3 separate regions of the Homo sapiens genome follow, and regions 1 and 3 are each linked to region 2. The links are chromatin contacts, found by Hi-C in ENCODE. All regions are on one chromosome and are shown on one strand. Each heading gives the region's core, a stretch centred on a gene start or an enhancer-like site at or near the end of the contact. The rest is flanking DNA. Distances are from core to core; before and after follow the strand shown. Region 1 holds the start of ABCA5 (ATP binding cassette subfamily A member 5). Region 2 holds the start of TANC2 (tetratricopeptide repeat, ankyrin repeat and coiled-coil containing 2). Region 3 holds the start of AKAP1 (A-kinase anchoring protein 1).

Region 1 (4,045 bases), core at 995-3,494, 6.4 Mb before region 2:
TGACAGAGCAAAACTTTGTCACAAAAATAAAGAAAGAAAGAAAAGAAAAGAAAAAGACAAGTCAAGAAAAAGCTCTTAACCTAAGACTATTTACAATTTAATTGAAGAGATGGTAAGTAAATAAAATGATGTGAACAAGATGGTAGTATGTAGGCAATTGGGAGGAGAGTGAGATCATTTTGTCCAGGGTGATGAGATTTTTGGAGAATTGGGTTTTGGTCATGTCATTTAGAAACAAGAGTAAAAGCATGAGCAGACAGAATGAATGACAGAGAACATTACAAGGATAAGAAATGTAAGAAATAAATGCCTAGAATAGTAGTAGAAATGAGTAGACTTCTGAAGTTAAGGCAGGTTAAGGCTACTAGTGAGAAGTGTTGGGGTGAAAGTATGGTTCAGTAACATGTTAACCAAGTTTATCTTTCATGTATATTTCTTTACTTGGCCCCAAATCCTAGGCCATTGAGAATTTGTAACTAAAATGTTCTAGATGTTTCCAAAAGAGACAGAATATATCAGGGATAGTTTTCATTACATGCCTTCTTTAGTTTCCTGGTGTAGTTTTTTGAATATACTTATCTCCCTTTCCCCCATCCCCATTGCTAGATCTTTTAATCCAGGGGTCCCCAATCCCCAGGCCAGAGACTGCTACCGGGATCTGTGGCCTGCGAGGAACCAAGCAGCACAGCAGGAGGTGAGCGGAGGGCAAGTGAGTGCAGCTTTATCTGTATTTACAGGGGCCCCCCATGGCTGGCATTAGGGCCTGAACTCCGTTTCCTGTCAGATCAGCAGTGGCATTAGATTGTGATAGGAGCGAGAACCCTATTGTGAACTGCGCATGTGAGGGATTTAGGTTGCGTGCTCCTTATGAGAATCTAATGCCTGATGATCTGTCACTGTCTCCCATCACCCCCAGATGAGACTGTCTAGTTGCAAGAAAACAAGCTCATGGCTCCCACTGATTCTACATTATGGTGAGTTGTATAATTATTTCATTACATATTACAGTGTAGTAACAGTAGAAATAAAGTGCACAGTAAATATAATGTGCTTGAATCATCCCCAAACCATCCTCCCTCCCCCAGAAAAAACTGTCTTCCATGAAACTGGTCCCTGGTGCCCAAAAGGTTGGGGACCGCTGTTTTAATCATCAAGGATTCTGACGAACCTCTTTGAATTTTCTATTTAATTCATATTCCATAAGTAAAACTTGATTCCTTGTTTGTTTGTTTTTCCCCTAAGAATTTAGAAAGCAGAGTGCATGTTGGGGAGACCTGGTTTAAATTCGAGAAGCAGATAACACAAAGACAAGTAAAAAAAAAAAACATGATGTACACAGGATTGACAGAATAAAAAAAAAGTCTTTGTGCAAGGGAATGTGACTATACAGAAATGTGGAGAGGAAAATACGTAATGTTAGTGTTAATAACTTTTGACCCCATTTAGGTCACTTTGAGTAATGAAGCTCAAAACACTAGATTATATTTTTAGCAAAGTAAGTGCAGTATCCAGTCTCTCACAGATGTCATGTGTCTCAGGCCGTTTGGAAAATTCAGCATCTGCCGCATTCCCAGTCTTTGATGAGGACACTCCGCGAACTACAAGCACCCTCAGTGGGAGGACCTCCCAGGTCGGGGTGTGAGGGCCAATGAGGAGGCTGGGGAGGGGAGGCAAGAGTTACGGAAACGGGGCCACAGCACTCCAGATGCCGCGGCGGGAGGAAGCGGGGCTGCAGAGGACTCAAAACGCGTTCAGAGAGGCCCATCCAAATGCCAGGAGACAGACGGCAAGGATGCTTAAGAGGAGACGTGACTGGGCGAGGCAGATGAGGAGAGGGCCGTGGGCCAAGGTCACCCGCTAAGAGGCGGCAGGTTTACCACTGAGACACGAGGCCGTGGTTTTTGCCCGTGCCTCCAGAAAGAGCGTGGCGAGATCCCCGCAGAACCCAGGCGTGGGAGGCCCTGGGGAAGAGCCACGAGGCCCGACTCTAGTGGCTCAGGGGCCCTGGGCAGCGGCGCGCCACCGCTCGCCCCACCCTCAGCCGCTCTCCTCTTCCGGGCGCGCTGCTTGCCTGCGTGCGCCGGGACGCGCGGGGCCGAGCGTCTGAAGCGCGCCCGTACGCGGAGCGGCGCTTTCTAGGAGCCCCGCCCTCAGGTGCGCTCTGCAGGAGGCGGGGCGCGACTTCGGCGCCGCCAGCTCTGCCTGCGCCAGGAGCGCGCGGGTGCGCGCGGCCGCGCCCTCGCACAGATCCCAGCTGGGTCACCCGCACTGAGTCAACAGACTGAGCGCGTCCAGGCCTGACAGCTCTGCGGCTCGGGCCCTGAGGTGAGGCGGGCGTCGCGGGCGGCGGCGGCGCTTGAGGCTAGCCTGGGACAGCCGTCCCTGGGGGAGTTGAGGGGACGAGGAGGGGCTGGCCAGCGAGGGACGGCGGGGAGAGAAGGGGAGTTCGGCGTCTGAGGTGTGGGGTGAAGCGGGCTCGGAAGCGGGCAGAGGCGGCGAGCTGAGGGAAACAGACCTCCCTCAGCTCCCGGGAAGCGCGGGTTGCCAGCCTCGGGGATGCGGTGGGAGCGCCCAGGATGCGGACGTGAGGGGGTCGGGGCCCTGCGGCGGGGGCTCCGCGAGGCTCCCCTGGGACCGGGTCCGGCCGTGGGACTTCGGGACACTGCCTTTGCCTGGACGCTGTCGTTCCACCCTCAGCAACCTCAGGGAAAGAAGGAAAACAAATATTGATGTAAATTTCCGTCTGAACAGCTGGGTAATGAGCGCTTGCTCTTCCCTGCGAGGTTACGCGCGGATCATTACCTTGCGTGTTAAAAGGAGTTTCAGTGAGAAGAAAATGCGCAGATCTCATGACACAGTTTGGGAGGGAAATTCCCTGATCCTAAAACACGAATAGGAGCTCCAGGCATGGAAATACTTAATTGGATCGGAAAGCTGGGCAGGCTGGAGCTATTAAGCTGAAGGAGGTTTTCCCCTGGGCTCCTCAGGCTTCGATTTACGTTTTAAATAAATAAGTCCGAAAATAATGAAGATAATAACCACGTTTACTTTCTACAAGGGCGTTCTGAAGGAATCTAAGGGAAGAGGAGTATTTGCTGGACTACAGCTTTAAGCCAGGCTCGGTATTAGCTCTTTTCATTCTGACAGCAACCCTGTAGGATTGGAGGGGGTTATTCCAGTTGGGCAGGTGTGGAGAATGGGCCTCAAAGAGGTTAAGTAACTTATTAAGGTCTCAGCTAGTAAAAGGATGGAGTTGAGATTCCAACCCGGGCTGCCAGACCCTAATTCTGGTGCTTTATTTAGTATATTTTGTGTTTGCCGGGAGAGCAATATTGTATGTGTTTTAGGGAAGACTCCATAGTAGGGAACATTATTAGGGCAGTTAGGGCTTTGTGGGTATTTGTGTTAAAATCAAACTAAAGAGGCGTTAATCTTTGCATATGTGCTGTTTGAGTATATTTCCTTTCAAACAGATTTAGTGTAGGGAAATCTTACATTCACTATAAGAGCAAATTTATTAGTACATTCCATGTGTATTGCATGTCTTTTATTTTTAAAGAGACAGCGTCTCGGGCTAGAGTGCAGTGGTGCGATCAAAGTTCACTGCAGCCTTGAACGTCTGGACTCTAGGGACCCTGCTGAATAGCTGGGGCTACAGGCGTGTGTCACTGCGCCCAGGTAATTTTTTATTTGTTTTTCAGAGACGAAGTCTTGCTATATTGCCCAGGCTGGTTTGTTGCATGTCTTTTACATTCCAGATACCATACTATGTGCCAAGAGTACCGATATGAATACAATTTATAATCTCTGTCCTTGAGTTTAGTTGAGAGGGTGATTGCATAAAAGAATTTTATGATATTGTACTAAGTCATAACTTTTCTAGTATGTAAATTAGTTGGATTAAAAATAGTTTTAAGGGCAAGCTTTTAAGGACCTATTATGCATAAGAAAATTTATTGGATGACTTGTCCTCTGTGTACCATTGCATTGTTATTTTCTCCCTCAGCAAGAAACACTGTGATAAAATTTAGGTTAAATTATATTG
Region 2 (4,156 bases), core at 1,647-4,146:
ACAACATGGGCTTAAACTGTGCTGGTCTACTCCTATGCAGATTTTTTTCAAGCAATACAGTATTCATGGGATGCAAAAACCGAGTATATTGAGGGCCGACTTTTCCCTATACATGGTTCCATACACCAACTGCGGGATTTGAGCATGCAAGGATTTTGGCATATGTGGGGGTCCTGGAACCAATCCCCTGCATACAATAAGGGAAGAATGTAGTAGTAATTGTATTGCACCCTCTTCCTGAAAGTACCAAAAACATTCTTAAGCAATCTGAATTCCTAACATCAAATGCTACCTATATTTAAAATAGACACCAAATCTGAGGCCTGATTAACAGTAAGTTTAAAGCCCTTCAACTCTGAAGAAAATAGGTGATTCACAGATCTACATAATACTCTATCAAGAACAATCTGAGAGGACTGGTTCCCCGAGCGCAACTATCAATTTCTTCCCTTACACAAGGGGGCAGTGATAACAAGAAAAGAATCGGGCTCTGTAACACCTCTTCCTACAGACAGTAGGGGGTGGCAGTACATATGGCTTACAGTCAGAACAAAACAGGAAGACCCAACAGAATTCTCTTTATTCTCCTCTGGCCCTTTCCTCTGTTCTTCAGCCCCAACAGCTTCTCAAGGTAAGGGACATATCTACAGAAAAGACTAAAACCCAAAATCAATCACCAAGGAAAATCTATTTTTGTCTTTGAAGCAAATGATCCCTCAATGGCTGAATTTGGATCTAAGGGAAAGCCAATCAGTATGAATTTTCAGATTATCTGGCAAATTACTATAATGAGAACAGCATTCACACATGTAATTTAATTTCTTTACAAGAATTATAACATAAAACATTAAAATCTCATCAATAATTAAGTACATTCTAACGAACACATTTCCATATTTCTGCTTTTGTTATATAGTATATTCACACTCATTGTATGTATACATATAAGTTACATTAAATAGATCATGGAGTTGTCTTTTGTTACTTCTGAAATTCCAGCTATGTTCTGACAATCCTCTCGAAACAGATGTTCTTAAATGGAAGTCACAATGTTTTGCAGCATGTTGGTAATTTCTTATGTATGTATAATATACATGCACATATATCTATATAGAGACATAAATAAATATCTAGATACAGAGGGGAGCAAGAGAGAGGGAGAAAGAGAATGTTTAACGTTTTATTTCGTGCTCACATCCCTAAGAGGATCTACCTGGGAAATGCTGCAAGAAGCACTCCACTGACAGTATCCATGTTGTTGCTTTTTATGCCAATTTACTGTATTCTTTTTTTTTTTTATTTCACCATCCCAACACCAAGAACATACAAGAATATTTTAGTACTGCCGTTCTCTATAATTAACCATTGTGATAGATACTGGCTCCAACCCCTCAAAATGCCTGAAAATCTATCCCTTTTGTTCACCACACTGCTTTGTTTTCCTCATTACAGATATTTTCACCTGTGTAAAAATCAGGAAAAGGGCACATACGAAAAATACTTCCCTTTGCCTAATGATCTTTAACTCATAATTATGGTCAAGACGTTTGGGGTTTTGTTTGTTTCTTTTCCTGGAGAGGAGCAGAGAAGAGAGTGAAAGACACCCGAAACACCAAATCTTCTTCCTAATGTTAATTATCATTGTTTATGTTTTGTGAAGACCATTCTAAACATTCCACACCTGGAAATGAAGACTGGATACAATTGTACCAATGCTCTACACGCTGATGGCAAAACCTGGAATTATTTTAGCCCTATTTTTTCTTTCCAATCTCACAGCCAGACACAATTTGCTTTTTTTCTTTCACGTGGTTACTTTCTCTACCTCAAAAAAAATAGCTTATCATAGCTCCTCCCGATTTCCTATGGCAAAATATCTAGCAATGAGCCTTATTAATCTTTTATTATGCTACACCTCCTTTCCCAGAGGAATTATTAATATCGCTAATAACACTTCGACCATGAATTTCAACGCCACAGAGGCCAGCCCATCCTGTGCCTTACCTGGCACATTTCGCAACTACTTTTATGCTGCATTCTGGGGGCACATTTTGCAACTCGTTCTGCACCACATTCCCTGCCACGTTTAGCAATCCGCCTCGCATCTTATCCTTGGTCCCCGTCATCCAGAGACGCTCTAGGTACCAAATTCCATGACATCTTCGGTGACAGCCAAGTGGCGACCCCACACGCCTCTGAAGCCCGCCTTGGTGTCATATTCGGAGCCAGCCTTCCCCACGCCTTGGACACCGAGGCACTTCGCTGCCCATTTCGCCGTCTCCCCGCTCGCCCCCGCCCCTCTCCCCGGAGCCGAGGCTGTGGAGGCGAACGACCCTGTCACTGAAGCGACCTTTCCTCGCCCTGCTCCCCGGGCCCCTTACCTGCCGCTCTGAGGGGCTCTCTGCACCTCCGGGTCAAGCCCCAGTCCCCGGGGTCTCCTGTGAGGACCGCGCCGCCCGCCGGCGCCGCCCGCGATTCCCGGAGCACCTCGCAGTCCTCCAACGCCCCGCGGCGAGTCTGCACCCCGGAACGGCGCGGCGGGGCCTCGCAGCCGGCGAGCGCAGCCCGCGGCGGTGCTCCTGTCAGCGGCGGCTCGGGGGCCAGCTCTCGCCCCTCGGCTCGGCTCGGCGGCGGCGGGCGCCTCGCTCCGCCTAGCGCGCGGCACAGCCGGGAGGTGAGCGCGAGGGGGATGGGAATGGGGGCGGGGCCGCCCGAAGGAGGCGCGGAGGGCGGTGGCGGCGGGAGGGCAGCGCCAGCGGCCCTAGGCCGGGCGCTCGGAGCGCTCGCAGCTTCCCCCGCCGGGCGGGCGGCTCGCGCGAGGCGGCTGTGCCAGCGGGCCCCGCCGGAGCAGCGCGCCCAGCAACCCGCGCCCCGCCGGCCGCTCGCTAGCGCCGCCGCCGCGCTGGGGGCGTCGCACCCTCTGAGGCCGCCCGCAGCCCCGCCCCCTCCGGGCTGGGGTGGGGAGGGGCGCGAGCGCGGAGGGAGCGCGCGTGCGTGGGGGCGCGTGCGTGGTGGAGCGCGCGCGCCCCCGCCCCTTCCACAGTTTGGGGGTGGGGAACGGCTGGAAGAGGGAGTGGGGACGCAGCCCTCCTCCGCGCGGAGAGACGGGGCCCTGGCTCTGGCGCTCTGGGATGTCCTGGCATTTCTCGTATCCCCGGGGGGCTCGGACTTGTGGGTGGCATTTGGAGGGGCAGCAGGGAGGACGCTCGGTAACTGACAAGGCCCTACATAGTTGGGCTCCGCCCTCAGGGGTGATGTCACTCTCGAGGTGGCTGCTGCTGTCACGTGCGCCCATTTCAGGGCCTGTCCTCCTGCTTTGATGACCGGAATGCTCTCCTAGATCTCCCCCACTTCGGTCACCTCAGGCACATATCACTCTGAGAGTCCTCGAAGCCTACAAGTGTCAGTTATTCTTTCCCGGATTCTCAGTGGTAGTTTGTAGACGACTTCAAAAGGCCACGGTTGGCTGTGGGGAGAATCAGAATGAGAAAGAAAAACAAAACAACAGTGGGGTTTGTGGGGAGACCGAGACTGTTATTTAGAATAATGGCTGAAAATTCACCAACCACAGCTTGCAAACCTGAGGTAAAGTCGTGGCGCTGCTTCTGTCACTGCCAGGTTGACTAAGAAGTAGCGTGGTTTTAAGAGCTGGTCGACAAGGGCGGGAAAGCCACCACATTAATACCTCGTCGAACGATGTTAGGTCATATTTCACCCTCCACCTAGATCTTCTTCCCCTCTACTGTTTCCCTCCTATCATAAAACAGCAAGTCGGCTGTGGGAGGTATTTGGGACATAAACATCATCGCGTGCTGCAAGATGATGCGAAGCAATCACCGTTACCAACTCTGCCCGGCTCGCCTTCCCTTCCATAAACTGAGATGACCTTTCGTGGTCATCCAACTTCTTAATCAGATGACATGATTGGAAATAGATGCGCCAAATTACATCAATCAAGGAAGCTCTGTCTGTGGCGCTTCCAAGGTAGAGAGGTTTGTTTGATAACAGCACTTTAATCTGCCCCATCCTGTAGCACTTCATCCAGGAGTTTCTTCGATTTTCAAAAATTAGTATTAATTTCAGAACAATACAAGAAACTGGATATGAACATGTCCATCCAACAGCTCTTCTTTACAGTGAATGCTTGCAAAGTCAG
Region 3 (4,529 bases), core at 2,030-4,529, 5.9 Mb after region 2:
ACAGCCACTGAAACAATCCAGAATGACCTCCAGCTTCACCCTCACTGTTCTCAGAGGTGTGAGGATTAAAGGATTAGTGTGCTCATAACTCACCTAGCACAGTAACTATCAAGAAAGAGGCATCCTCTCAAGTTTAGCTCCCAGCTCCCCCACTACCTGTTTCTCCAGCCAGACTCTGTCCTACTTCAAACATGCTCACTGATGATGTTTTCCACAGCCCAAGCTTCAAATTAGGTACCAAGGCCAGGAGGTTCCTTCAGTGGGATGCCACATGTGATGGGAACTTAATGTTAAATGATCATAAAAGTGAAAACTGCCTGAGGTATTACACCAGGAAGGAACATGGAAGAAACAGAACTTGCCCTAAGAAGCAAGATTTAGGACTAAAATACACCCCCCACCATAAAGATGAGCAACTCTCAAACAGTATATGAGATGATTTCAATGGGACAAGATGCCCACAGGATCTACTACCTCCCCATAGTGGAAGAAAACGCCTGAGAATGACAAGCTGAAGGTATTAACTCATACCTGAAACAACTGACTTCCCCACAATAGGAAAACAGACCAAGCTACAGAAAGGCCCAATCATTCAGACTCACAGGGAAGATTAGGAAGGAGTGACCTAGGGGAACTCTACGGCCAGCTCTCTGGGTACATTGGCTACAAGCTGCCTGCTCTTCAAAGCCCTGAAATGCACACACAATCAAGTCATGTTGCAGGCTGGGAGCAGGAGGCTAGCCAGCAAAGCTTAGGGAAACCAATTCGTTTTTCCTCCCAAACAAGCTTCTGGGTCAGAGGCTAAGGAGAGGGGTGCTTTTAATAGAATTCAAGTCACTCAAGTAATTCAAGAGAAACAAAGTCAGTCTCAGGGATTGTTCAGGGAGGAGAGGGGAAGAGCAATGCTTAAGCACCTATCACAGTCCCCAGTATCACAAATATGATCTCCATTTGTCTTTAGGACAGGAAAAGGGAATACTGTAGAGGCTAACACCAGCCTTCCCCTAAAATATGGCTGCAACCCAGCCTATGTCCAAAGCTCAAGAATAATTTGGGTTACCAGGCAGCAAGATAAATTGCTTTTAAATATTGATGTTCAGCAACCTTACACTGGAGACATATCGACTTCAGCACCTGAGCAGGCCACTTACAACAGACACCTCCACTGTCACCCTGCAGTGGCCAAGTGAGAATGCATTTCCTAGAAACAACTGGGAGATGGGAGAGATATTCCTACAAGGAACTAGACCTAGACACAAATCCATTAGACCTGTCTCACTCATTGGCTAGGATCTGTTACCTGCAAGTTCTGAGCCATCATCTGACAACATGCATGAAGACAGAGCCTATTAATCCAGTAATGGACTCAAGCTTTAGTGATTTGCATGCCTGTAGGATCCAGAGGACCTCCTCTAACCTAGGGCCATATTTCAAAGAGAATACACCCAAGAATTATGCAGAACCTACAAAACTAGTTAGAGGTTAAAGAAAAGTTCAACACAAGTCAAAAGGTTCCCAAAACATAACTTCACTTGCTTCCAGTGCTCAGGGTCTTAAATAATCAGCAGGTGAACCACTTCAATGCCAAGATCAGAGGAATTATATAAATGATCAAGTCAGGCAGCCTTCTTCATTTCAAAGATGTTCTGTACCTTTAAGAGCAAAGTGGATGGGTGGTGCTAAGAGTCCAAGCTTTGCTTTCTAAATAAAGAGTTAAAAAAAAAAAAGGTACTAATTTGGGAAGGACTTAGCAGTTACAAGAGCTTGTAAGGCTACTAGTTGCCAGAATTAATAGCTTTTTGTGAACGGTGTTCCTTGATCAGTAACTAACAGATACTGTTGCACCAGGTCCAGCAGCCTAGATTTCACTGGAGACAAATCTAAACACGAAGTAACGCGCACTACAGTAGGGGAAAGATACCCAGGTTAACCTCACTAATTGCCCTGCGCATACACCCTACCCAGCTTGAGAGGCCTCGACTCGCACCTGGAGCGAAGTCCACCGGGTTTGTGTTAACGGCGGCAGGAAGGCGCCGCCACCCAGGACATCCCCCAGGAGAGGAAGATCCCGAAACGCCCAGGGCTCCCATGCCGTTCCGAGTCGCCACAGCACCGCCTACCACGATCAGCACCTTTCTTCTCCTATCCCTCCCTGGAAGGGAAACAGGAAGACCTTCAGCTAGGGCACAAAAGAGTTGAACGCCAGAAAGCCCGCGTTCGAGGCATCCAGCCACTGCCTCTCCTAGCACATCGTAACCCCAAAACTGGCGCGGTCCCTCCAGATCGCAGACCCCGGGCCCTGGGCCGCAGGCGGGGCCGGACACGTGACCGTCGGGGCCCCCGGGCGTGAGGTCGGCAGACACCCCAGGCTGGACGGCCTCCACCCCTCCGGACACGCCTGCAGGGGCTACGAATGCAAATTCCCCCCGAGACGCCCCTGAGCCTCCGACCTCCAGACCCCAATTCGGTTCGAACGGTCCCTCAGCCCGAAACACGGTTGGATCACAACCGGCCGATGTCCCGGCCCATCTTCCCAGTTCCCCTGGCTCGCCGCACGGAACTCCCAGGGGCTGCGCCGGCGGGCGAGCCGAGGGTGAGAAGTTGGGCGAGGCTCCAGAAGTGAAGGGGCAGCTCCGGCTCAGACTGTGTACACACGACCTTTGAAAAGTAAACGCCCGCGGGGCTGGGCGACCTTGGGTGGGACGCGCTCGGGTCAGCCTCGCAGGCGGGTGTGCACGCTCCGGTTAAGTTGAGGTGCAGAGAGGCGACCCGGGCGTCGCGCCCTCGCCCCCCGCCCCCGAGGACAGTGACGCGCGTGGGGAGGACGGCGCGGCCGCAGAGCGCCGCCCAGAGCCGCGCACACGCGATCTGTCAGGAGCCCGCGGGCAGACAACCGGCGGGGAAGGACGAGAGGGGGCGCAGACGAGGGAGGGAAAGATGGGCCTGCCTGACAGCGCGCGGCGGCCGAGAGCCCCCAGGACACCTCTGCGTCCGGAGCGTCCCGCCCCCGGGGTACCTGGAGGGCGCGTCGCACCCTGCACCTGCACCTCAGGCTCCCCATCGCCCCGACCCCGCCGCCTTCGGGTCTCCGGCAGGGGGTCCCCGGCGCAGCTGCCCCCGACCTACCAGCTCCTCGGCTACCATCGGGGTGCGGGATGCGGAGTCCGCGCGCCGCCGCCGGCCCCCGGCTGTGCCCCGCGGCCCGGCCCGCAGCGCCGCGCTTCCGCAGCTCCCCCACGTGCTAGCCCAGGCGGGTGGAACACAGAGACATTAAATACTGAAGACGCGCGGCGACGTGCCCGCAGCGCGACGCAGGCCCCGCCCCTCGCCCTTGTGCCCGCGCGCTCCCGAGCCCGCCCCGCTCACCTGCGCGTGCGCGCCGCCGGCCGCTCCCGGCAGTGCCTCCGCCGCGCCTCTCCCAGCTGCGCCAGAGGGGGCGCGGTCTACAGCGCTGGGCTAACATCCCGCCGCCGCCCGGAGCCGGGTCTTGCTCGCGCTCTCGCGAGAGAGCCGTCATCTCTCCGGTGCCCGGGAGAGGGGCCGGGCGGGACGGTACAGCAACCGGAGGAACCTTGATTCCCTGCCCCGCAAGCCCAGCACCGGTTTTGCCGCCTTGTCTCGAAGGGTCAACCAGGCCATCTCCTGCCTCGGGACGGAGAGCGCCCTGGAAAAGGCGGAGGGGCCGGTGAGGAGCAGGGCTTCCCTCGCTTCGGGGCTTTGAGCTTCCCTGTGACCGTCATTTCCTTGTAGCGTATAATTGGGTTGGCCATTAATAATTGCTCGATAACTGCATAATGGTGAAACCTGGTACCACTCAAATGCAACTTTCTTGCTCGTTTTCACAAGTCGATGTTATCGAAATGAAGCACTTTTCTCTGAATTGGTGTGGGTTTTGGAATGATTTTTGCAGAGATAGTCACGGTGAGTCACTATCTCTGCCAGGACCTTGGGAAAATAAATTCCTCCAAAATAAATGGAGAGGGTAGGGTTTTGGCTGTCCAGCCCTGCTGTCATCCTTAAAACAAAGTGACTTTAAATGAACATTTGTTTGGCCAAAATATAGAAAATAGATCATGCTAAGAACTAACAATTACTTGGGAAAATGCTTAATCTTCACTAGTGATCAAATGCAAGTTTAAATGACAGATGCCATTTACTATACCTAATGAGATTTAAGTCAAATTCATATATATATGAATCCCAATTGCATGGTGTGGTAGATGTCAGGAAGGAAACAAATAGGAAACTGACATAGGAAAGAAAGAAAAAGAGCCCTATTTTTTATTTTTTTTTTTTTGTGAGACGGAGTCTTGCTCTGTCGCCCAGGCTGGAGTGCAGTGGCACGATCTCGGCTCACTGCAAGCTCCGCCTCCCAGGTTCACGCCATTCTCCTGCCTCAGCCTCCCGAGTAGCTGGGACTACAGGCGCCTGCCACCACGCCCGGCTAATTTTTTGTATTTTTAGTAGAGATGGGGTTTCACCGTGTTAGCTAGGATGGTTTCGATCTCCTGACGTCGTGATCCGCCCGC

What was found. A loop is a pair of places that touch in the nucleus more often than their neighbours do. Pooled maps may share reads with other maps.
Region 1: a loop to region 2 is called in a map of B cell, with 39 times the contacts of the local background. The contact joins the promoter of ABCA5 here to the promoter of TANC2 in region 2. A Hi-C loop is called at or near these places in 4 of 168 maps with a recorded cell type or tissue (B cell, CD8-positive, alpha-beta T cell and naive thymus-derived CD4-positive, alpha-beta T cell) and 6 of 50 pooled maps.
Region 3: a loop to region 2 is called in a map of CD4-positive, alpha-beta T cell, with 15 times the contacts of the local background. The contact joins the promoter of AKAP1 here to the promoter of TANC2 in region 2. A Hi-C loop is called at or near these places in 3 of 168 maps with a recorded cell type or tissue (CD4-positive, alpha-beta T cell, CD8-positive, alpha-beta T cell and naive thymus-derived CD4-positive, alpha-beta T cell) and 4 of 50 pooled maps.

The regions. Positions count from the first base shown.
Region 1 is chr17:69,325,332-69,329,376 of GRCh38, reverse strand. ABCA5 (ATP binding cassette subfamily A member 5) reads left to right here and starts at 2,244. Exons shown (of 39, transcript NM_172232.4): 1 at 2,244-2,325. RefSeq lists an enhancer at 1,738-1,877 and silencers at 1,958-2,337, 2,468-2,557.
Region 2 is chr17:62,964,975-62,969,130 of GRCh38, reverse strand. TANC2 (tetratricopeptide repeat, ankyrin repeat and coiled-coil containing 2) reads right to left here and starts at 2,896. Exons shown (of 28, transcript NM_001394998.1): 1 at 2,382-2,896. RefSeq lists a silencer at 2,820-3,009.
Region 3 is chr17:57,083,996-57,088,524 of GRCh38, reverse strand. It overlaps AKAP1 (A-kinase anchoring protein 1), which reads right to left and starts at 3,279. Exons shown (of 11, transcript NM_003488.4): 1 at 3,127-3,279. AKAP1-DT (AKAP1 divergent transcript) reads left to right here and starts at 3,487. Exons shown (of 3, transcript NR_186437.1): 1 at 3,487-3,685. RefSeq lists silencers at 2,233-2,322, 2,603-2,902, 2,943-3,522 and enhancers at 2,201-2,703, 3,743-3,822.